2 separate regions of the Mus musculus genome follow, and region 2 is linked to region 1. Evidence: chromatin contacts called from ENCODE Hi-C or POLR2A ChIA-PET data. All regions are on one chromosome and are shown on one strand. The core of a region is the stretch at or near the end of the contact, and the rest is flanking DNA. Distances in the headings are between cores, read along the strand shown. Region 1 holds the start of Nhlrc3 (NHL repeat containing 3). Region 2 holds the start of Lhfp (lipoma HMGIC fusion partner).

Evidence for each region. A loop is a pair of places that touch in the nucleus more often than their neighbours do. ChIA-PET counts read pairs that join two places held with the same protein, here RNA polymerase II (POLR2A).
Region 2: POLR2A ChIA-PET joins it to region 1 with 20 read pairs in Patski. The contact joins the promoter of Lhfp here to the promoter of Nhlrc3 in region 1. A Hi-C loop is called at or near these places in 4 of 37 maps with a recorded cell type or tissue (T-helper 17 cell, T-helper 2 cell, mature B cell and 1 more). POLR2A ChIA-PET finds 5 or more read pairs at or near these places in 2 of 5 experiments (Patski and embryonic stem cell).

What each region holds. Positions count from the first base shown.
Region 1 is chr3:53,461,696-53,464,716 of GRCm38, forward strand. It overlaps Nhlrc3 (NHL repeat containing 3), which reads right to left and starts at 1,563. Exons shown (of 7, transcript NM_172501.2): 1 at 1,365-1,563; 2 at 617-769; 3 at 1-84. The coding sequence starts at 1,448. Proser1 (proline and serine rich 1) reads left to right here and starts at 2,100. Exons shown (of 13, transcript NM_173382.2): 1 at 2,100-2,624. The coding sequence starts at 2,580.
Region 2 is chr3:53,040,063-53,043,083 of GRCm38, forward strand. Lhfp (lipoma HMGIC fusion partner) reads left to right here and starts at 1,485. Exons shown (of 4, transcript NM_175386.3): 1 at 1,485-1,712.

The DNA.
Region 1 (3,021 bases), core at 313-2,812:
GGGTGTGTCAACTGTATAATTCCAGGCTCGTAGGAAATAGCCATCCTCTGAGAACACTAATACCTTGGGGATGTTATCCCCTCTCTGAAGGCACACAAAAACAACTGCTTAGAATCACTCAATAGGAACGCTAATCTTTACTTTTGTCAGAGAAATCAAAATGAAAGTATAATAAGAAATTTAGAAGTGTGTAAAAAAAAAGCACTAACTTCAAAACTTAATAATTTCTAATGCATACAAATCTAAAATGTGCACTTGAAGCCAACTCAAAATTAAATTGCATAGTTAGCATACTATAAATGCAGCAGGCTATCTAGGTGGGAAACACTTCTTTCCTTTCTGTTCATCTTCTTTTTTTCCTTTTTGTCATGCTCAGATTGACTGTTCTTTTATTATTCCTGTCTGTTGTGATCAAACTGAATGTATATAATTAAAATTAAAAAAAAATCTCTAGTTGAAGAGATGGCTGAGCAGATGAAAGTGTTTGCTAAGCAAGACTGACACTCAGAGTTCAATCCTGGAAACCACTGGTAGTTGATAACCGCATTAACACTCTGGTCTCTCTTGACCTCACAGGCTCACATATTAAAAAAAAAAAAAAATGCATTCTACTTACTTGGGCTACGTAAACTAACCCGTTGAGGGAATCAACTGCAACACAAAATGTTGCACCAGTGAAGTATTCCGAATTCTTGGGCCAACCCAAATCCAGCCGGAAAAGAGGGTCCTCCATTCTCCAGGAAACGTGAAAAGAAAATGTCCTTGAAACCTCAAATAAAATCAAAATACTCAGATTCAGTTCGACAACCAGAAGGTAGCCGGAAATAAGATTGTATATCTAAAGATCAAAACAACCATAAGAAAAGTCTAATGATGACTTAAGAGTGTAGTAAGAGCTGGGGAAAATCCAGTGTGTGTGTGTGTGTGTGTGTGTGTGTGTGTGTGACTTAAGAGTGTAGTAAGAGCTGGGGAAAATCCAGTGTGTGTGTGTGTGTGTGTGTGTGTGTGTGTGTGTGTGTGTGATGTTTACTTATTTTTATTTAGACTTGTGTGCATGAGCTCGGGTGAGTTTATGTGCACCATGTGCCCACAAAGGCCAGAAGAGGGCATCAGGCTCCCTGGAACTGGAGTTACAGTGAGAGAGTGAGCCTTCAAGTTGGTGCTGGGAATCGAACCTGAGTCCTCTGAAAAAGCTGCTCGAGCTCCCAACCTCCGCGCCACCTCCCCAGCCCCACGTGCATTCTTTTTACACTAAATGAGAGGACGAGTCGTCAGCTGCTGAGCCCCAGGGGAGCAGGTTTGGGACCCCAGGGGCTGTACCCCTCGGTGGCACCCACACCCACAGCCTTCTGCCTGCTATTTACCAGCGAGCCACAGAAGCGCGAATGCAAAACCAGACAGGAAAGGAAGAAGGCGGCGCCCGCCAGGCAGACCCAGGCTCTCGCCATCGCGAGGGTCTGGGAGGCGAAAGTCAGCGAGGCCTGAAGCCGGCTCTAGGGCAGAGGCAGACTAAAGCACCGGGAAACTCGACCGGAGAACCGCCGAAGACTAATTCCGGGTGTCCTGCTCCTTGCTCCGCCCCGAGTCAGGCGCCCAGCGAGTGACCCTGGTCCCCACGCCGAGGTGCTCCTGGCCACTAGGATGGCGGCGTCCGCAGATCTTCCTGACCTACTTACTCTTCGCTCCTTTAAACTCACTTTCAAGAAGCAAAACAGAGCACCGAGAAACTGAAGAGTTAGGGGATCGTGACACTAAAACAATGACTACCACGCTCCGAAAAGGACTTTAGTCACGTCTGCTCCACAAGCATTCAGGCTTCTGCCGTGGACGCCTATATTCCCACACTAGGACCCCGCCCCCCCCCCCCGACGCCCCAAACTAATCATTTGTGCAAAAGCGACTTAAGGTGGCGGTGCACCATTGCGTCTTGTGGGCGCGACACGCTCTATCAAAGGTCCCCTGGAGCTGGTGGGGCATTTAGGGGAGCACCCGCTGGGCGCCTGGCCGTATGAGCGCTGAGGTGCTCGAGAGCCTCCCTTCGCAAGGCTCTGGCCCCCTTCGTCCGGCTCCTAGTGCGCCCCGGCCGCCCGCCCGCTCCCGGAAGCTACGAAAGCCCGTAACAAAGGACCTGCGGGGGCCGCCGGTTGCCGGAGCTGCGGGACCCCGGGATCGGGCGGATCGGCGGGTCTGAGCGCCCGCGGGGCCACGTGTCCCGGATCACGGCGGTGAGCGGAGCGTGGCTCGGCGGCCTTCCCCGGAGCACCCGGCTGTCGGCACCCTCCGGAGCCCTGATTTCTGCAAACGCACAAGCCCGCTCTGCTCTGAGCAGCTGAAGCTTTGTGTGAAGAAGCTACTGAAGTCTGATTTTTATTTAAAAAAACAAACAAACAACAACAAAAAAAAACCCAACTTTTTCCAAGTTTTCGTTCTGGGATTTTTTGTTTTGTTTTGGTGCAGTTTGCAATACTCTACCTCCTCGCCTCCTTTCTCCTCCTGGTGTATTATCCACGAGACGAACCTGGGATGAGCGTTTTGTAATTGCAAGAACTGTGAGACGTCACGACGGAATAGTACTCAAGATGGACAAAAAGTCCTTTGAGACGGTGCTGGATGAAATTCGAAAGGTAATTGACCTTGTTCCCTGAAATTCGTCTGAGATAATAATGGTCGTGAGTTACTTTCTTTGAGGTGTTGTGTGTAGTCAGCAGAGGAACTTGAACTTTCCTGTGTAACGTAAGAACTTGCATCTTGGTCCGTTGCACCGCTTAAATAGAAGATAAACCACCTCACTGCTAAACTTGGGAAGTCATTGTGGTACGGGAATTACGTTTGTACTACCTACAGCCCCGGAGCCAACTGTAAATCCGTAATAACTGAGCTTTTGGTTGACTGACATTTATTCAATGTTAACATGGTTCGGTAACAGGAGTGACTAGGCACTGGAAGGGATGCCGAGAAAGTTCTTTTCCAGATCTCTTCCCCTGCCTTTGCTCTCCTTCCATCTTTTTGACACTGTTTATA
Region 2 (3,021 bases), core at 235-2,734, 420 kb before region 1:
TTAGCTACAAGTCAGACCTGTTATTATATGGCCACCATGCTCAATAACTGGTGATTTGCACAAGCAGAGTTAAAAAACGTACGTTAACAAAGGAAAACTTCAAATCCAGATCTCTAAACCTGAGGTTCATGGGTGAGCTAAAAACCATGTGACATTTTGAAACATGACTTCCCAGCCTTGGCCCTACTCACACTTCAAGCTAGATGATTCTGGGTGTGCCCTGTGTAGTTACAGAGCAGACTCCTGGCTTTATGGACTGGCTGCCAGTAGGGCCTTCCCAGTCTATGGGTCATGCTTACCCCAAATATCTCCAGACTCTGCCAAATGTCTCCCAGGAACTATTCTTTCCTCTTCTCAAGACTATTGTGATAAACTTAATGTGTATTACATCGCTTTCCTGGGAGGCTCATTACCTGTATCCTATTCCTACAAAGGAAAGGCTTGGAATCAATCACTTAAAACCTTTCAAACAATCCTGAAACAACCTGTCTCCAGCTGATGCCGCCCAATTCAATGGTGCACTCGAAATTTTATTATGAAATATATTCCTACCCAGTTATTACTTCCAGCTGCTTTGAAAAAGGCACATCACAAAAACTGCATCTAGGCAAGTATGTACTTCAAAAGTTGCTGGTCCCAGATGGCAGCTTCCTAAAATAACTGTCCTCTGTGGAGACTCCAGAGGTCAGTCAGTCACCCACAGAATACGGCTCTGGCTTCCGAAGGGTTAAAAAGGCTGATGGCAAGTCAGAACTGGGCAGGGCCTGAGAAGAAATCAAAAGGAGCAGATTTCAGAAAGGAAATTCAAAGGTTGTGTAGATAGATGTTAAAGCTGATCATGGGTTGGGGAGTGGAGTGGGTAAGAGGCAGGGAAGGGGACGGGAGGAGAAAGGAGGGTAGCAGAAAGAGGAGAGAGGGTGAGAGGGGAGGTAAGGGAGTGGGGGGAAACCCAGGAAAGAGGAAGAGGAAAAAGAGGAAGAGAAATGTCTTGAAAGAAGTTCCCAAAGGTTTGCAGCTGTTGGGAGAGGCTGGCAGGGGAGTAGCCTGCCTTCTTTCTTTCTGGCTTTGCCCCCACGGAATCCAGCAGCCTCGCATGGCGTGCCCAGCCTTCTCTTTCCTATGTCCACACCCGTCATGCTCTCTGCCCTCCAAAGTGACCACTTCTCAAGAGCCCCTTAAAGCTCATAGACATCGCTCTCCCCATCTCTGAGGCTACTTCCCATCCTGGTCCTCATAAAGGCCGCGCGAACACTGCAGCCCCAGACCCCAGGGTTTGACCCAGAAAAGCAAACAGGGGTCGGGTGTGGCCTCGGCGCCCCCGGGGAGCTGCGGGGAAGGCGAGCAACTTTCTCCCTGGATTCTCAGTCTGTCTGCCGCCCCCACTCTCGCGCGTCCAGGACTGCGCGGCGGGGCCGAGGGGAGGGGACAGCGGCAAAGGGAGGGCGGGGAAGAGGCGGCGCGTGCCTCGCCTGCCAAAGCTGGAGCCGGCATCCACCGTGTTCCCGGGCCGCACGGCCGCAGCCGGCGGGCTCTCCGGGTGGGTCCCCCTGACCCTCCACCCCAGCTCTCCAGACTCGCCTCGATCTCCGTCGGGATAGTGGCAAAGGCAAGAAAGACAGTCTTCTTTGGTGCCGCGCTGTCCCCGCCAGGGAAAGACAGCAAGTTGTGCTGCGCCCGGGACTCGCGAGGGACCGCGGCCGCCGCCCGACCGGGTAAGTAGCGCGCCCCGGGGCCCCGTGCCCGGGTCCCTCCTGTCTTTCCGAGTGGCATAGTTCAGCTGAGGTCCTGTCGGCCTCCGGGGGGTGCTGCCTTCCTTTCCATCCTTATCCGTCCCTTTCTCAGAGCCGGCTGCAAGAACTTCCCCGTGCCGCTTTGCATCCAGAGATCATTGTGTGTGTTCCTGTGTGCTCCAGGGTGCGGTGCGTGCGTCTAGCAGTTTTGGGGGAGGATGGTGGGTTTAAGTTCATCTGGACTAGGGTAACTCACTCCAGCTGAGAAAGAGGTCCCTTTCTTCCCACTCCCCACCTTTAATGGTAACCCCCAGACCAACTCAACTTCAGCCTCTGCTCACAGCTGACACGATTTTAAAAACCGTAGCCAGAGGGAGCTCCCCTTTGGGTAGAATCCAGAACAGAGGGCGAGCAAAGTGTAGGAGACTGGAGTTTGGAAGCAGTTTGCAGATGGAACCCGACGGGGTGGGGGTGTTCTTCTGTGTTCTTTGTGGAGAGTGTAGCCAGGTGTGCAAGCCAGCCCACCTCATCGAACCCTTTTGAATAGCTGACTTGACATTAGGTATTGGAAAAGAGTGAGTGCTTGGTCTGAAATGGCCAGCAGGTGAAAGCACTGAAGCCAAGGAGTCAAAATAGGAGGCGTGAACACATTTGCCCCGGAAAATTAAGACAGAAGGCGTTTTTAGTGTTATCGAGTACTGGGGGTGTGTAACTATATATCACCCGATATATACACCCGAGTGGTGAATACTGTTAGTTAAATTTACAGTAACTGGGGGTGTGTAACTATATATCCAATGTATACACCTGAGTGGTGAATACTGTTAGTTAAATTTACAGTACTTCTGTAATTGTATGAAGTTCCCACTATCATGTTGCTTGGTTGGCACACTCATCAAGTGATGCCGAGGAGTGGCTAGAAACTAAGTGTGAACTTGCAAGCCAAATAAACAAACTACTGTATGGTCCATTTTATTTTAATATCCGGAATTATGTCTCCTGCTAGTAAAAAATGCTACATTGCTTTTAATGTGAGTATGTGAAATGAATTCACTGGCTTGGCAAATAGAAGCCATTCGTTTCTTTAAGTAAATAGCTGTCAGAGTTAATTTGGGAGCATTTTTACAGGAGATAAAGACGTGGAAAAGCTTTGAGCTAGTTTGGCAAAACTTGTATAGAGATGCGTATGGAGAGAATTAGTTCTTCCCACTTTTGAAGCGTTGAAGGAAGTTTGAAGTTTCCTAAATGAAAACCGTGGAGCTTCTTGAGACGTGTAAATATGCTAGACATA